Regions from separate parts of the Homo sapiens genome. Here region 2 is linked to region 1. Evidence: chromatin loops called from intact Hi-C (ENCODE). Cell type or tissue: heart right ventricle. All regions are shown on one strand. Each heading gives the region's core, and the rest is flanking DNA. Links, peaks and the distances in the headings are about the cores only.

Region 1 (9,478 bases), core at 1-8,000:
CTTAGCCTCTGCTCCTGCCTTCCTCTGCCCCCTTTCAGCCGGGCAGGACCCCAGGAAGCGGTGCACACCTTGCATGGTCATGGAGACGTTGTCAAAGTCGTGGTGGTCTGGCTCATTCCACGTCTCGAAGTTCCACTTGGAAACATGCGCCAGTCCGTACCTACCTGCAGAGGAGCCTTGCTGTCCCCCCAGCACAGGTGAATCTCGCCTCAGTGACTCCCACGGAGGGAGGGTGCAAGGTGATGAAGGGCGTCTGACTCAAGATGAACCCCATCTCCATGCAGGCCAGCCTCCCGCCCCACATCAGGAAGCGCTGGCTCAAGGGGGTCCAAGACCTGGGCGGCGGCCTGGGTGATAGGGGTGCGGCCTGGGTGATAGGGGTGCAGCCTGCCCAGGAGTACCCCCCACCCCAGGGGCCCAGGGCCTTCGCCCACCCACCAAGCCCAGGAGTACCCCCCAGCCTGGGGCCCCAGGGCCTGCGCCGACCACCAACCTATCCCTTGTCACCCCCATCCCCCCACAAGGGCCTGCGCCTGCCCACCAATGTATCTCCTGACCAGGCAGCAGCCTGCGTGATAGGGGTGCAACCTGCCCAGGAGTACCCCCGCCCCGGCCAGGGCCCCAGGGCCTGCGCTCGCCCACCGATGTATCTCCTGGCCAGGCTGGAGACCAAGTCCTTCCACTCAAACACCTGCTGCTTGTCCTCAAAGTCAGTGAAGTGGCCCGAGGCGCTGCCCATCAGCTCAAACCCTGGAACACAGGAGGGCTGCCCCACCGCCCACCACACACCACACCCATGCTCTGCCAGGCCTGTGCTCCGGCACCAAGGCCAGCCCTGAATGGACATCCAAGGACTCAGAGGGGCTGGGTGAGGGAGAGGGTGGGCAGGGCAAGGGGGTGCAGGCGGGCTGGGAGGGCAGAGCCCACAGCTCACCTGGGAGGAGCTGGTTCTCCCTGAGAAGGTCCAGGTACCCGTCCAGGTGGGTGAAGTTGTAGCTCAGGCCCCGTCCAGTGGACCCCCTGCAGAAGGACGGTCAGCGTCAGGAAGCAGGGTGCCCACACAGCTCCATGCTCCAGGCTGGAACCGTGGCCACAACGGAGCATGTGGGAGCCTGCAAGGTGCCACACAGGACTCCGATCCCGGCTTCCCGAGGGGCCCTTCCCCTTGGAAAATAACCCTATGAAGGCCTGGTATGAACTAGAGTATCTGTACATGGAGACCCCCCAACCCTACACCATCAAGAGATGGAAAACTTGGGGTGGGGGTTCGGAATGGCTCTGAGGCTCAGTGGCACGAGGCAGGCCAGTCGCGAGCAGCAGGGGCCAGGGGTCAGGAGCCAGGCAGGACCTGGTGGACACCTCACCCTGGTTCTCTGCACCTCCTGGAGGCCCAGGAGTGCCCCATTTCCCCTCCCACACCCCAAGAGGCAACATGAGTGCACAGGAAAGGGAGAAGGGGGCCACCCTGCCACTGCACTTGCAGATGGGCTGAATTCCCATGAGGCCTGCATTCCGAGGGGACAGGCGTCGTCAAGGGTGAAGGGGGCCGCCCTGCCACTGCACTTGCCGATGGGGCTGAATTCCCACGAGGCCTGCATTCCGAGGGGACAGGCGTCGTCAAGGGAGAAGGGGGCCGCCCTGCCACTGCACTTGCAGATGGGGCTGAATTCCCACGAGGCCTGCATTCCGAGGGGACAGGCGTCCTCAAGGGAGAAGGGGGCCGCCCTGCCACTGCACTTGCAGATGGGCTGAATTCCCACGAGGCCTGCATTACGAGGGGACAGGCGTCCTCAAGGGAGAAGGGGGCCGCCCTGCCACTGCACTTGCAGATGGGCTGAATTCCCACGAGGCCTGCATTACGAGGGGACAGGCGTCCTCAAGGGAGAAGGGGGCCGCCCTGCCACTGCACTTGCAGATGGGCTGAATTCCCACGAGGCCTGCATTCCAAGGGGACAGGCGTCGTCAAGGGGGAAGGGGGCCGCCCTGCCACTGCACTTGCGGATGGGCTGAATTCCCACGAGGCCTGCATTCCGAGGGGACAGGCGTCGTCAGGGAATGGGAATCTTTGGTGAAGGGGATACGACAGGGAGTGAGGAGCCTGATGGTCAGCGAGGGACCTCTCTGAGGAGACACCTAAGGCTACCATGCAACGGGACCAGCCAGCAGGAAGACATCCAGGCAGCAGATGGCATCGCCAGTGCAAAGGCTCTGGAACAGGAATGCACACATGACAATCAGGCAGCAGGGAGGCAGCTGGTGGGCCTGAGACAGAATAAGGGTGGATATCATGGGATATGAGGCTCCATGGGGCTCTGGAAGTGACTGCTTTGAGGATGGGACCCTGACCCAGAGCGAAACAAGGATCCCTTTCAAGGTTCTGAGCTGAGCAGTGCCAGGGCATTTTTCTTTTTTCTTTTTTTTTTTTTTGAGACAGAGTCTCACTCTGTTGCCCAGCCTGGGGTGCAGTGGCGCGATCTCGGCTCACTGCAAGCTCCCCCTCCCGGGTTCACACCATTCTCCTGCCTCAGCCTCCTGAGTAGCTGGGACTACAGGCGCCCGCCACCACGCCCGGCTAATTTTTTTGTATTTTTAGTAGAGACGGAGTTTCACCATGTTAGCCAGGATGGTTTCCATTTCCTGACCTCGTGATCCGCCCACCTTGGCTTCCAGAGCATTTTTCAAGGATCCCTCTGGCAGCTCACTGGAGTCAGGGTGGGAGCTGGAAGACTGGCTGGGGGCCATGGGGGTTGCCCAGAGAGGTATGGTGCCCAGACTGGGTGGTGGCTGTGCAGGCTGTGAGCAGAGGGACTGATGAGGTTTGAGGTGAGCTGGGGGGTGAGGTGGGGGGTCGGGGGGTCGTACAGGGCAACTGTGGATTTCAGCTTGGGCAGCTAGGCGGGTGGATGAGCTTGGAGTGAGACTGGTCTCGGTTTTGGCCATGTGGAGTTGGACATCTGAGGGTGAACTGAGTGAGGAGATTGGTGTGCAAGGGTCTGGAGTTGTGAGTGATGCTTCTGGCCTGAGGGAAAGGGAATGGGGTGAATGGAATAGCAGCCAGCCTTGAGCCTGGAGTGAGAAGCAGAGACCAGGCTGGCCAGGGTCTGAGGGCTTCCTGCGGACGCCACGCAGGTGAGCACAGCTGCCCGTGGGGCAGTGCACCTCCTGTGGCAGCTGGCTTTGTGCCGCATCTGCAGTGGTGGGGGATGGGGTTACCACCATGGACCGGAATCTGGCCCTATACAGCTCCCCGTCTGTCAGTCTCCCCATGCCACAGCACCCCCAGCTCCACAGCAAAGGTCTGGACACCTCAACGCCTCCCTTCTGGTCCTCCCATGGTGTACAAGATCAAGGCAGAGCCTTGGCAGGAGTCTACAGCCTTTGGGTGTGGGCTCCTGCTCCGCCCCGCCTCTGCTGGTCCCCACCTGCTCCTGTACCCCGGGCTGGGTGTCCAGCAGGAGCAGCAGGAGTCCCTGGGGTCCACCCCACCCGGCCCCTACCACCTCTCCTCCCCTCCATCCAAAGGACACACTGGTAGCAAAGAAGTATAACTTAAGAGGCACTTGGATAAGAATTAAATGCCCAGAAGGTGCATTCCAAAGTCCCACGGAGTTGGAGTAGCGGGGCACGGTGACCTGGAGGAAAGTGAAGACCCAGCTGGGCTTCAGGTTTTCTCTGCAGAACCCCAAGGCGATAGCCCGGCAGCCCCTGACCCTAGCGGGGGGAGCCCCAGCATCAGAGATGTCCCTGGCCTGACACCCAAGGCGCCTCTGAGTGTCATCTGGCAGGGCCAGCCTCGCAGCGAGGGGAGCCCGGGACAGGGATCCCCGCCCCCAGGCCCAGGAACCCCGGGGTCAGTCCACAGGCCCGAGGGCCCACCCTCCGCCTGGCCCCCATTGGGAGGGGCCTTGAGAGACCGACGCTGGGGAGGGGACTGGGCCGGCGAGATGGAGCGCGCAGCCCACCCCCAGGGCCGGAGACGCAGACGAGCCACCGCCCAGCCCGGGAACGGAAGCCGCGGGGGCGCGTCAGCCCTTGTAGACCCCGCGCGGGGTGTCGCTGGGGCCGCGGCGGCCGCACAACGGGCTCATTCACCGCGCGGCCGCGGCTGAGCGGCCGCCCGGGTCCCCACGTCCCCGCCCCTGGGCCCGAGCGCGTGAGCCGCTAAGACCGCGCGGCTGCCGGGCCTGGTGAGTGCGCGGGGCGGGGCCGCGCGTGCATGGGGGTTCGCAGGCGGTGGGGGGAGACCGCGCGGGGTGGGGAGCAGGGCCGCGCTCTCCTGAGGGTGGGGGTGGGAGTGCGGGGCAGGGGCGGAGGCCGGGCCCGCTGGGCTGGGGGCGCGGGGCGGGTACAGACCCGCCTCTTGGGAGAACCTGCATCTGTGGCCGGGACGAAGGGGACACAGGTGCTAGAGGGTGCGGGCCGGGGCCTCCTCTTCTCCAGACCTCGGAGCTCGCCCACCCGCGGGAGGGTCTCTGGGAATAAACTCGGGTCCGGTCTCAAAGCCCTGTCGGCCGGGCTTCTTCCCACGGGTGGGAGGCAAGGATGCAAGGTCTCCTTTCCCAGTAAATGGACTCCAATGTAAAACGGCTGATTTAAAGACAAAACTAAGGAAGTAAGCGTGTGACACAAGACTGGCCAGGGGTTCAGGCGGGAGGGGGGTTCAGGAGGGAGGCGGATTCAGGCAGGTCCCAGTTGCTGGGGCCCCCACGCCCCCTGTCCTGCGTGGGCCAAGCGGGGAAGGAAGGAGGTGTTGGCAGCCCTGCGCGTGCACAGGCTCGGGGTAGAATGGGCTACCCACTCTCTCTGGCCAGCAAGGCCCCTGGACCCCCTGGGCACTCAGCCTCTGGGCCTGGCCACAGGACAGCACCAGCCACTGCCTCAATGCTCAGAGAAACTGAGGCAGAGACACGTGGGAGGGGGCAGGTCAGGCCCCAAGGATCCTGCAGTGATGACCTCACCTACTTTAGACACCCAGCCTAGGTGGGGACTAAAAGGGCATAAGGCCCAATGCCTGCAGAAGACCTGAGGCCAGGCCCCTGCAGTGCGGCTGAGGCTGTTCCTGAACTACGCTCACCTGCCTAAAACCTCACCACAGGTCCCCATAAGCCAGCCTCTGGAAACCTCCACCACCTTTCCTGAGGGGGGAAGGGCCACCTCCCACTCCAGGTTTTTCTGTGGCCCCAGGTGGCACTGCCCACCCCACCCTGCATGCAGGCGTCTGCACCAGGTGCCCCACCCCTGCTGTAGCACCCAGGTCCTCCCTGCCTCCTTTAGGGAGACCTTGAGGGAACAACCCCAGCCCCCTGGGTCTCCCCAGTTCTCCAACAACCCTGCTGGTGGCTGCACCCAGAGGGGCCCTTATCTGTCCCAGGGAGGGACCTGAGGCCCTGCGTGACTGCCTTACCCCACCCACTGGCCAACCGCTTCTTACAGCACAGCTCCCAACTGCTGAGCAAACAGCTGCTTCCCAGGGACCACTGGGGCCCAGGTTGGGCTGGGGTGGAAGCAAGGGCTCAGACTCTGGAGGACAGGGCAGGGGCTTCGAGGAGAAATCAGACTTGGAGAGGGCATCCCAGGTGGAGGCTATGGGGGTATGAGACCCTGGAGCCTGTTCAGCTCTGCCCGAATCTCACACTCAGGGGTACGAGACCCCAGAGCGTTCAGCCCTGCCCGCATCTCACACTCTGGGGTACGAGACCCTGGAGCATTCAGCCCTGTCCACATCTCACACTTAGGATGTCTCCTACTCTCTGGCCATCCCAACTACATTCCACTCCCATTTCACCTCCAAATGGGGGCACTGCAGCCCAGTCTTCCCTGGGCTCACCCAGGGCTGTGGGGAACTAGCAGCGCTTGGCAGACGGCTTCCACAAGGAGGTACCTTTGGTGGGGTGAGTGTCCAGGGTCTCCTCCCTCCGGGGCTGTGCCCCATCAATGTCAGTGTCCTCGTCTTGGGGAAATGGAGCCCCGGCACATCAGCTGGTTCTGCGAGACCCTCGGCTTCAATCCCACATGGACAGGAGAAGTAGAGCCTGTGGCTTCTGTTCCCCGGACAGAGTCAGGCTGCCCAAGGTGCCAGGGCCGGGTTGGCCTTCCAGCCCCACCCGAGGGACCCACCGCAGCCTCCTGGCCTCCCTTGGGATGGGAGAGCACTGAGGGCTGCAGCCCCTCGTTACACTCACCCTCCGGCCACAGGTGCCCCGTGCAGGCTCCCACCCAGTACTCACTGTCAAAGTCGGGGGGACCTGAGGCTCCCAAGGAATTTTTTTTTTTTTTTTGAGACAGAACTGGCCGGGCACGGTGGCTCACGCCTGTAATCCCAGCACTTTGGGAGGCCGAGGCGGGTGGATCACAAGGTCAGGAGTTCAAGACTAGCCTGACCAACATAGTGAAACCCTGTCTCTACTAAAAATACAAAAATTAGCCGGGCGTGGTGGCACACGCCTGTAGTCCCAACTACTCAGGCGGCTGAGGCAGGAGAATCGCTTGAACCCGGGAGGCAGAGGCTGCAGTGAGCCGAGATTGTGCCACTGCACTCCAGCCTGGGCAACAGAGCGAGACTCCATCTCAAAAAAAAAAAAAAAAGACTTGTAGGCTGGAGTGAAGCGCTACAAACATACCTCACTGCAGCCTGGACCTCCAGGGCTCAAGCAATCCTCCTACCTTAGCTTCCCAAAGTGCTGGGCCAATGACAGCGTTTGTTTTTGAGACGGGCTCTTGCTCTGTGGCCTAGGATAGGGTGCAGTGGCCTAATCATACCTCATGGCAGCCTCAAACTCCTGGGCTCAAGCCATGCTCCCACCTGAGCCGCTTGAGTAGCTGGGATACAGGCACACACCACCACACCCAGCTAATTTTTTACTTTTAATTTTTTAAAGGTTGGGGGGCAGGGGGCGGCCGGGTGCAGTGGCTCAAGCCTGTAATCCCAGCACTTTGGGAGGCCGAGGTGGGTGGATCACGAGGTCAGGAGATCAAGACCATCCTGGCTAACATGGTGAAACCCCGTCTCTACTAAAAATACAAAAAATTAGCCGGGCGTGGTGGCGGGTGCCTGTAGTCCCAGCTACTCGGGAGGCTGAGGCAGGAGAATCACTTGAACCCGGGAGACAGAGCTTGCAGTGAGCCGAGATCATGCCACTGTACTCCAGCCTGGGCAACAGAGCGAAACTCCGTCTCAAAAAAAAAAAAATTAGCCGGGCGCGGTGGCGGGCGCCTGTAGTCCCAGCTACTCAGGAGGCTGAGGCAGGAGAATGGCGTGAACCCAGGAGGCAGAGCTTCCAGTGAGCCGAGATCACACCACTGCATTCCGGCCTGGGTGACAGAGCAAGACTCCGCCTCAAAAAAAAAAAAAGAAAAGGTGGGGGGCGTCTCACTATGTTGACCAGGCTGGTCTTGAACTGCTGGCCTTAAGCGATCCTCCTGTCTAGGCCTCCCAAAGTGTTGGAATTACAGGAGTGAACCATCGTGCCTGGCTAATAATTCCTTTTAAAAAGCAGCTTACCCTTATTTTCACGTGTGGGCCTAATTTAGTTCACTTAAAAAAATCATTTATCTTCACCCCAGCCCTATGAGGCAGGCACTGCCGGTCCTGGTCTGTGGTAGAGGGGAGGGCAGAGGAGCCGTGAGGGTGACCAGGCGCTGTGGGTCGGTGCTGGGTCCAGTCAGACCAGGACTCCTGGCCAGTCACGGCACCTTGACCCCGGCAGTCCTCGCCCTGGGCGGTGAGCACCACACACAGGGCTTACGCGAGCACACACGCATATGCACGCACCGGCAGCCTTGGGCTGAGCCGGCTGTCAGCCTCTGCCCTGCTCCAGCTTGGACCAGGCTGGCTCCTTGCAGGACCAGGAGGGTGTCCGGCGACTGGACACGGAGACCAAGCCTCCCTCAGCCCCGCCTGGGTTTGAAGGCTGCTGCACTCGACCCCAGACCCCAGAGCTGAAGGTTTACCTGTGCTCAGCCCCTGAGCCCCCGCCTCCCGCTGGTCCCTAAGCCCCCCCGGCAGGGCCGCAGAGCCACAGCTGCAGCGGCTCCTGGGAGGCTGGGAGCTCCTCAGAGGCCCACACAGCTCTAACTCCTACAAGCCCCTGATTACAGTTCAACTCCCGGATCAGCCGATCAGGTAACATGGCTGGAGAAACCCATGACTCAGCAATCTGTAGGTAAATAATTGAACTACAGAGTCCAGGGCACAGACCACTGCCTGCAGGTTGGCGCCACCACCCCCACTCTCCCCGCTGCTCGCGGGAGCCAGAGGGCCCTGCGGTCCTCGGTGGTCTTGCCAGCCCCTCGTCATCCCAGGGCCCTCCGCGCCTGTGAGGACTCCCTCAGGTAAGAACCATCCTGGGCCCAGATCTCAGCTGCAGCAGAGGGGGGCGTGGGAGCCGAGGCCAGAAATGCCCTGGACTCGTGGTTTCTTAGGGGCACCCTCAGGCTCAAGGCAGGTGGCCCTACTGTCCCCATTCCACACACCTGGACCCCAGGGGCTTGGGGTGGGCTTCAGGGCATCCAGGGACCCAGTGTGGTGGGGTCTTCCAGGGAAGGGGACACAACTCTTGCAATGTTGCCTGAGGGCCAGGACCCCCGCTCTGTGCCCCAGGGGTGCTGTGCCCAGCCTGCATGTGTCAACCTACCAGGCTGGGCTCACTGCCCCAACACACCCGCCAGGAGACTGGAGCTCGCACACCCTGGGCCAGCGTGCAAACAGCAGGCTCAGCCCAGGCTCCAGGGTGTCCTGGGCACCTGGTGTCCTGGGAGCAAAGTCTTTGCCTAACGTCGCTGAGAAGAATGTTTAAAGTGAAAGTACATTGGAGTCTGCAAACAGGACAGACCCGAGGCCTCACGTGGGACCAGTCAGGCCTCTAAGCACCGCCTCCCTAACGCCACGGTGTTTTCCGAGATCAAGGGAAAGGTCAGGTGCCCTTCCGGCTCTGCCGGCCCAGGGTGACTGTGTGCAGCGGGCTGGGCCCTCTCGGTGCTGCCTCGGGACAGTGTGTCATGGCCGTTCCACAGTGAGCTGGTGCAGCCTGGGAAAAAGGGCGCCTCACGTCCCAGAACTGTCTGGGCAGGGGAGACAGACGCCAGTCACCCTCCTCCCCTCCCAGCTGGCCCTGATGGGGCCCCCGTCCAGGCATATTCTCAGAATTCTGTCCCAAGTCCAGGCGGATGGGCTAGGCTAGTGTCTGAGTGCTGCTCCCCCAGCAGACTTGGGGTCCCAGTACCCACAAAGCTTGGCAGGGACATAGGAGGCCTCTTCCTGAGACTTCCGCCAGCCCCAGGACCCACAGGGCAGGTGACAGAGGGGTGGGTGGAGGTGTCTCCAGGAGAGCAGGCGATGGTTTGGATGGGGGAGGGAGGGCTCTGGTGTGGGCATGGGGTGGACAGCAGGACCGTTTGCCAACCTGGGGAGCCAGGGAGGTGGACACGGAGCAGCTGGACTCAGGCTTGCCTGCACCTGTGTCCAGTGACTGTGACATTC
Region 2 (8,000 bases), core at 1-8,000, 250 kb after region 1:
CCCCGCCCACCTGCTCACGCCTCCACGGCGAACACTAACACTGCAGCGACCCCGGGCCCCGCCCACCTGCTCACGCCTCCACGGCGAGCACTAACACTGCAGCGACCCCCGGGCCCCGCCCACCTGCTCACGCCTCCACGGCGAACACTAACACTGCAGCGACCCCCGGGGCCCCGCCCACCTGCTCACGCCTCCACGGCGAGCACTAACACTGCAGCGACCCCCGGGCCCCGCCCACCTGCTCACGCCTCCACGGCGAGCACTAACACTGCAGCGACCCCCGGGCCCCGCCCACCTGCTCACGCCTCCACGGCGAGCACTAACACTGCAGCGACCCCCGGGCCCCGCCCACCTGCTCACGCCTCCACGGCGAGCACTAACACTGCAGCGACCCCCGGGCCCCGCCCACCTGCTCACGCCTCCACGGCGAGCACTAACACTGCAGCGACCCCCGGGCCCCGCCCACCTGCTCACGCCTCCACGGCGAGCACTAACACTGCAGCGACCCCGGGCCCCGCCCACCTGCTCACGCCTCCACGGCGAGCACTAACACTGCAGCGACCCCGGGCCCCGCCCACCTGCTCACGCCTCCACGGCGAGCACTAACACTGCAGCGACCCCGGGGCCCCGCCCACCTGCTCACGCCTCCACGGCGAGCACTAACACTGCAGCGACCCCCGGGGCCCCGCCCACCTGCTCACGCCTCCACGGAGAGCACTAACACTGCAGCGACCCCCGGGCCCCGCCCACCTGCTCACGCCTCCACGGAGAGCACTAACACTGCAGCGACCCCCGGGCCCCGCCCACCTGCTCACGCCTCCACGGAGAGCACTAACACTGCAGCGACCCCCGGGCCCCGCCCACCTGCTCACGCCTCCACGGGAGCACTAACACTGCAGCGACCCCCGGGCCCCGCCCACCTGCTCACGCCTCCACGGAGAGCACTAACACTGCAGCGACCCCGGGGCCCCGCCCACCTGCTCACGCCTCCACGGAGAGCACTAACACTGCAGCGACCCCCGGGCCCCGCCCACCTGCTCACGCCTCCACGGCGAGCACTAACACTGCAGCGACCCCGGGGCCCCGCCCACCTGCTCACGCCTCCACGGCGAGCACTAACACTGCAGCGACCCCCGGGCCCCGCCCACCTGCTCACGCCTCCACGGAGAGCACTAACACTGCAGCGACCCCCGGGCCCCGCCCACCTGCTCACGCCTCCACGGCGAACACTAACACTGCAGCGACCCCGGGGCCCCGCCCACCTGCTCACGCCTCCACGGCGAGCACTAACACTGCAGCGACCCCCGGGCCCCGCCCACCTGCTCACGCCTCCACGGAGAGCACTAACACTGCAGCGACCCCCGGGCCCCGCCCACCTGCTCACGCCTCCACGGAGAGCACTAACACTGCAGCGACCCCCGGGCCCCGCCCACCTGCTCACGCCTCCACGGAGAGCACTAACACTGCAGCGACCCCCGGGCCCCGCCCACCTGCTCACGCCTCCACGGCGAGCACTAACACTGCAGCGACCCCGGGGCCCCGCCCACCTGCTCACGCCTCCACGGAGAGCACTAACACTGCAGCGACCCCCGGGCCCCGCCCACCTGCTCACGCCTCCACGGAGAGCACTAACACTGCAGCGACCCCCGGGCCCCGCCCACCTGCTCACGCCTCCACGGCGAGCACTAACACTGCAGCGACCCCCGGGCCCCGCCCACCTGCTCACGCCTCCACGGCGAACACTAACACTGCAGCGACCCCCGGGCCCCGCCCACCTGCTCACGCCTCCACGGCGAGCACTAACACTGCAGCGACCCCGGGCCCCGCCCACCTGCTCACGCCTCCACGGCGAGCACTAACACTGCAGCGACCCCGGGCCCCGCCCACCTGCTCACGCCTCCACGGCGAGCACTAACACTGCAGCGACCCCGGGGCCCCGCCCACCTGCTCACGCCTCCACGGCGAGCACTAACACTGCAGCGACCCCCGGGGCCCCGCCCACCTGCTCACGCCTCCACGGAGAGCACTAACACTGCAGCGACCCCCGGGCCCCGCCCACCTGCTCACGCCTCCACGGAGAGCACTAACACTGCAGCGACCCCCGGGCCCCGCCCACCTGCTCACGCCTCCACGGCGAGCACTAACACTGCAGCGACCCCGGGGCCCCGCCCACCTGCTCACGCCTCCACGGCGAACACTAACACTGCAGCGACCCCCGGGCCCCGCCCACCTGCTCACGCCTCCACGGCGAACACTAACACTGCAGCGACCCCCGGGCCCCGCCCACCTGCTCACGCCTCCACGGCGAACACTAACACTGCAGCGACCCCCGGGCCCCGCCCACCTGCTCGTCGCTGCGGTGGTAGTCGTTGTCCTCCTCCGGCTTCTCCTCCGCGGCCTCTTTGTTTGAACTGTCGTCTGCTTTGGTTTCACCTTTTAGCACAAACAGAACATAGCGCACCATGAAATCCAAACTGTCAAGCCATTTAAAAAACTACACTGTACTCCAAATGCCGTCAAAAATTCACTCCATTAAGAGACTCTGGACCCCCGGAGCGGAGTAAGCGTCAAAGGAAAGCCGTCCGCAAAGTGTCTGCAGGGGTCTCCCCAGGATGCAGAACGGGCGTGTGGGCCTGTGGGGTGCAGGCGTGGGGAGCACAGGAGACAGAGACGGGGCAGCCGGAGCCGGCGTGGGACACAGACACGCTCCGCACTGGCCACATGGCCAGGCCCGCCCGGAGCTGCTCAGTGCTGACCACATCAGCCCCTCGATCTGAAAGCCTTCTCCTAAAAATCCACTGTTTCAACACCGCTTTTAAAATGAAAACTTCCCCTCAGGTAAAAGGGTTCTGACAGGACTGCTTGGTTCCCAGACTCGCTTCCTAACCACGCCTCATGGCTGTGCTTCCTGGGACCCGCAAAGCCGTGGGGGTGACAGAGCCAGGCCCCTCCCACCCTCCAACTGTCACAGACGCCCGGAGGAGCCTAAACATTTCCTAAGAGTTGGTGTGGTCCATTAGGAAAATAAAATGTCCTCAAGACATGAACGTTTGTTGTGATACCCTCAGATTTCAACATACCATTCCCTTTACACAGAAACCAAACCATTATTTTGCCATTTTACAGTAAAGCAAGCCAAGTGAAGTCTCAGGAAGTTCACCTTCCACTACTCTTTCCACAGGCCTTCTGAACCCTGACCTCTGCCCCCCAGACACTCTCGGGGGGCCCTCCTGCTCTCCCCTGCTGGCTTTTCCCCTCTGCCCACGTTCCCACTGGTACCAGGAGTGAGGAGGAACGCCTTGAACCCTAACCGCCCCACACCCTCAGGTTCCCCCACGTTCTCCCGTGAGTGCGTGTGGGAGGGGCCGGCAGACAGCGCCAGCTCTTTAAGAAAAGGCCTCATGCAGGGGATTCCCGGGGCTTCTGGATGGGCACGCAGGGCACTCACCATTCCGATGGGAATCTAAGTGCTGTTTTGCAGAGCAGGTCTCCCCCTTGATGTCTCCCGGCACCTCCATGCCCAATTTGTGATAGAACTCCCTCTGCTTTCTCATTTCCGCTGCGGAAAATCAACACACAGTCTTTCATCTCACAGGCAGTGGATTCTATTAAACTTCTGTTCATAAACATCACATAAAGAAAATTAGGGATTTGCATTATGAAGTTTGAAGGCTACTAATAAGAAAGCAGCAAATTAAGACTGAGATGTTTTGGGGGCTCAGCACAGCGGGAAGCGCACCCCCCGGGCACCCGCCCCACCAACCCACGTGGGACGTTGAGTCGCAGACCGGCTGCTCCAGGCCTAGGACAGGCACGGGGCCTGGGAAACCCAGGTGCGGGACTGTCATCCCCACCTCAGCCACTGCCTGTGAGTGTCCAATGGCGCAGAACCACCCGTCACCAGGGGTTGATAAACACTGTGGCCACAGCAGTGCCATGCCAGACATCATTGCTGACCTCACGGCTGAGCCAGTGGACTGCCTGGACACCCGCAGCTCAGAGATGAACCTGCCACTGGGTTCCCCCCACGCTCCTGCGCAGTGGCAGATCCTGCCGGCTCACAGGTACCCAAGGCCACCACTGAGGAACCCCAAGAGAGCCCTCGAGGGCCCGAGAGCCCCGGGGACCATGTGTCCCAGGCGCCTGAGTCCACAGCCTGCAGGGAGGGCTGCTCACAGCTATGAGCTCTGGCACCCCGTTGCCTGGCAGTGGGTTAAGAGCGCCCCCTGGTGTCTGTGGCCACAGCCACAGGCACAAATTCCAGGGAGGAGACTGCCCGGCGGCAGACGGGCCGCAGCATCCTCACCCACACCTGCCATTGGGTCACCTCTGGCCGGACCAGAGGAGGCCTGACCCTCCAGGGATGGCCAGCAAGAGCTGGCCAGAACCTCGCAGGTTCCAGGGAAAAGCAAACAGACTCTCGGCAAAGGCCCCCTAAGGGTGACCTTAGTTCACACCCAGGGGACACAGTGGACGACGTGGGTCACTGCTCGGGAACACACAGTAGGTAGCAAAGAAAGGTTAGAAAAAAGCTGCTCAAACCGCAACCCAGACATCACTCTGAAAAGTAACGTATGTGCTACGTGACCAAGGAATTCTTCACCAAACTTTTTATCCACGATTTCCTCCCTACATACCATGAGCTCGGCCAGGCCAGGGAAACGCTCTGGGCATACCCCAACCTACACAGCTGCCTCACAAACACCAACCGTGCAGGGACCAATGCCCGCGTGAGGCAACGAGCTTGGACAGAGAGGAGGATGCCCCGTGAGCCTGGGCAGAGAGAGGAGGGGACCCCGAGAGCCTGGGGAGAGAGGAGGGGACCCTGAGAGCCTGGGCAGAGAGAGGAGGGGACCCCGAGAGCCTGGGGAGAGAGAGAGGAGGGGACCCCGAGAGCCTGGGCAGAGAGAGGAGGGGACCCTGAGAGCCAAGGGGATAGGTGGGGCCGGCCGCAGGTGGATGGAGTGCTGGAGCCTCACAAGGGAAATGCTGAAAGATTAGCCTGGAGAATCTGAGAGCAGCTTGAAAGAAAATGTTTCCCTTAAATAATCACATCCCAGCAGCTGGAATGGAGGCCTGCAAGACAGGGGCTGACAGCAGGAGGCTGTTCCCATCAGTCTGCAGAAGAGCCGTGACGGGAACAACAGGCCACATAGGTCCGTGCAAAGGAGAGAGCCCCACGGACACAGTGGAAAGCAACTCAGCTTCAGACCCTGACCCTTGGCTCTAGTTCCCATTTCTTTAATTTTCACCTGTAAGAATAAAGAAGGATTAAAAATAGCAGCACTCAGTGTCAGGTGTATACAGGCACTGAAACATTTATTGGGGCCGGGCGCGGTGGCTCACACCTGTCATCCCAGCACTGTGGGAGGCTGAGGCGGGCGGATCATGAGGTCAGGAGTTCGAGACCAGCCTGGCCAACATGGTGAAACCCCCGTCTCTACTAAAAATACAAAAAATTAGCCAGGCATGGTGGCACCTGCCTGTAATCCCAGCTACTCAGGAGGCTGAGACAGGACAACTGTGTGAACCTGGGAGGCGGAGGTTGCAGTGAGCTGAGATCGTGCCACTGCACTCAGCCTGGGCAACAAGAGCAAAACTCCGTCTCAAAAATGATTGAATAAATAAATAAATAAGAGCTCACTGTCTCTGGACATTGCTCTTGAGCTGCGGCAGTCCAGCCTGATCTGAGGAGCTCACTGTTGGCATAACGCTAACGAATCAGCCAATTGGAAGCTTATTCTGACTACAGCCATATCTTCATTTTCACTTCTGAGAAGAAATTCTGCTGTGATGAGACATTCCATTTTAAATTTTCAGCATTTTGTAAACACTGCTTTCCTGTGAGTAGGGAATATTGCTGGTGTCTAAATACTGCTTTCCTGTGAGTGGGGATATTGCTGGTGTTGAGTCAGTGACTCCATCGTCGGCTGTTTGCTCTCAGCATAGCTACAGTATGACGGATGAGAAAGTCGGTGCTTTGCCATCAACAATGACAGTTCAACAACAAAATAATCCAGAGTTCACTGCGGCTTCGAAGTGCAGCCCTGAAAGTCCCCTTTTCTCCTTTCCTCGTTCTGACGTCGTCATGAAAACGTCCCAATGCAGTGACGATGAGTTCCAGCCACGGTGCAGAGGGCTGCCCAAAGCCACCGGCAGGCAGGCAGCACACTCCTGGCACACACTCAGCTGCACCACGGACGGGCTTACGGGTGAAGGCGACCACAGCTGAGCCAGTGGGGCTGGTTCCAACCAGGCTACGCACCATGAAATTTCAATTCTTAAATTATCACATCATAAAATACGCTGCTTTTGATTTTTTCCAACTATTTAAAAATGTAAAGAAACATTCTTAGCTCATGGGATCCTCCTGCCTCGGCCTCCCACAGTGCTAGGGTTACAGGCATGAGACACTGTGTCCGGCCCCCACGTTTCTAAAGCAAGAGGTGACAGGCATGTTCAGGATCCATGGAAAGAGGACTGGTGAGTGCGTGAGCCCCACAGCCCTCACCAGGAACGGACAGGAGCCTGGCACACCAAAGACCATGACACGCCCACCGAGTGAAAGAGCCCAGAGTGGGCTGAGACTGAGAATGGACACTTTGATAAATGTTTTAAACATGTTGCCTCTACGAAGACAGGTTTCTAAAATAATTTATAAAAACAAAAAGAAACAACAAACCACTAAAAACCTAACCCCACCTCTGATCTAGCAGGGAACTCTCTTCCAGCAAGCCCCCACCATGTGGGGGTGCGGGGACAGCGTTGAGGGCCTGCCCGGAGTCCAGGTGGGAGGGGCAGGACCGTGTTGGCGTCTCCTCCAAAACAGACACCTGGACCCTCAAGGGCTGACACCTCGCCTCACCACTGCATCCTCGCAGCTAACGCGCGTTTCAGGAAGAGGCCTCTGGTCGGAGAAATGAGGTTTGCAATTGTCTGCACCACAGATAAAACTAAACAAATTGCAAGTAGCCTCCATCAAGAAAATAGGTGCACTGCTAATAGTTTTAAAGTTAGAATCCTCCTGCTAAAGAGCCACAAATGACTGAAAGCTTGAGAAACAACAAGAAAAAGAATATTGACTCAACGGAAAATATGGTGGCCAGAGACAGGAGCTGGTCAGGGAGGCGGCTCGGGGCCACCGTGCCCTGGGGGTGTCAATCTGGAGCACTCCGGAACCTCTTGCCTCTCGACTTCTTCAACGTAGAGTGGAGTTGGCAGCGTCCACACCGGACAAGAGCGTGCTGAGGTGGACGAGAACATACAACCTGCTCCAGGCTGGACGCACACTCCAACTAACACGTGGAGACGAGCGATGGAACGGAGGTGGCATGCAGATCTCAGTGCCACCCGGCTCAGCACATGGACGACACCTGCCCTGATGGATGCCCAGAAGCGGGCTTCCCAAAAACACGGGTGGAACGCACCCAGGTCCACTGCCGCAGGACAACCCAGGACAATGGGAAGGCAGAGGCAGGAACCAGAAGGAGGCCCGTGAGTCAGTGGTATTCTCTGGATCCTGATTGGAATAAACAAAAACAGGCTGGGTGTGGGGGCTCACACCTGTAATCCCAGCACTTTGGGAGGCCAAGGCAGGAGGACTGCTTGAGCCCAGGAGTTCAAGACCAGCCTGGGCAACACAGCAAAACCCTATCCCTACAAAAAATTAGCCAGGATGGAGGTGCTTGCCTGTAGTTCCAGCTACCTGGCAGGCTGAGGTGGGAGAATCACTGGAGCCCGGGAGGTTGAGGCTACAGTGAGCTGTGATAGCACCACTGAACTCCAGCCTGGGCAGCAGAGACCAGGTCTCAAAATAAATAAAGAAATAAACAACAACCAAAAAGCACCGCATTTATGAGACAACTAGAAATGTCAGCACTGAGTGGCTATTTGGTATTAAGGAATCTCTACTATTTTCCTAAACATTATCAAGGTATTGTGGTTATGAGCTTTAAGAAGAACCCTTATCTTTTGGGGATACGTACTGCAGCCTTTACAGA

Evidence for each region. Hi-C counts contacts between places; a loop is a spot of excess contacts. Peaks named below come from ENCODE experiments on the same cell type or tissue, not always from the same donor. Only the 100,000 strongest peaks of a DNase experiment are listed, where the experiment ranks them.
Region 2: it touches region 1 in a loop (3-fold over the local background); 34 of 110 quality-filtered maps call a loop at or near these places.

Annotation. Positions count from the first base shown.
Region 1 is chr4:992,154-1,001,631 of GRCh38, reverse strand. It overlaps IDUA (alpha-L-iduronidase), which reads right to left. Exons shown (of 14, transcript NM_000203.5): 3 at 935-1,020; 4 at 643-750; 5 at 69-164. It overlaps LOC124900646, which reads right to left and starts at 3,267. Exons shown (of 2, transcript XM_047416476.1): 1 at 2,643-3,267; 2 at 1,877-2,208. The coding sequence starts at 3,267. The coding sequence ends at 1,877. SLC26A1 (solute carrier family 26 member 1) reads left to right here and starts at 8,228. Exons shown (of 3, transcript NM_022042.4): 1 at 8,228-8,331. RefSeq lists enhancers at 7,268-8,079, 8,080-8,891. In heart right ventricle, for the core only: no CTCF peak of the experiment used is centred there; no DNase peak of the experiment used is centred there; H3K4me3 peaks cover 1,067 bases; H3K27me3 peaks cover 4,810 bases.
Region 2 is chr4:739,033-747,032 of GRCh38, reverse strand. PCGF3 (polycomb group ring finger 3) reads right to left here. Exons shown (of 11, transcript NM_006315.7): 7 at 3,449-3,559; 8 at 2,345-2,433. LOC107986246 (a long non-coding RNA gene) reads right to left here and starts at 7,606. Exons shown (of 2, transcript XR_001741543.2): 1 at 7,089-7,606; 2 at 5,294-6,326. It overlaps LOC124900644 (a long non-coding RNA gene), which reads right to left and starts at 872. Exons shown (of 2, transcript XR_007057987.1): 1 at 1-872. RefSeq lists a silencer at 4,256-4,345. In heart right ventricle, for the core only: a CTCF peak has its summit at 4,226 (motif pointing left); a DNase peak (open chromatin) is centred at 4,212.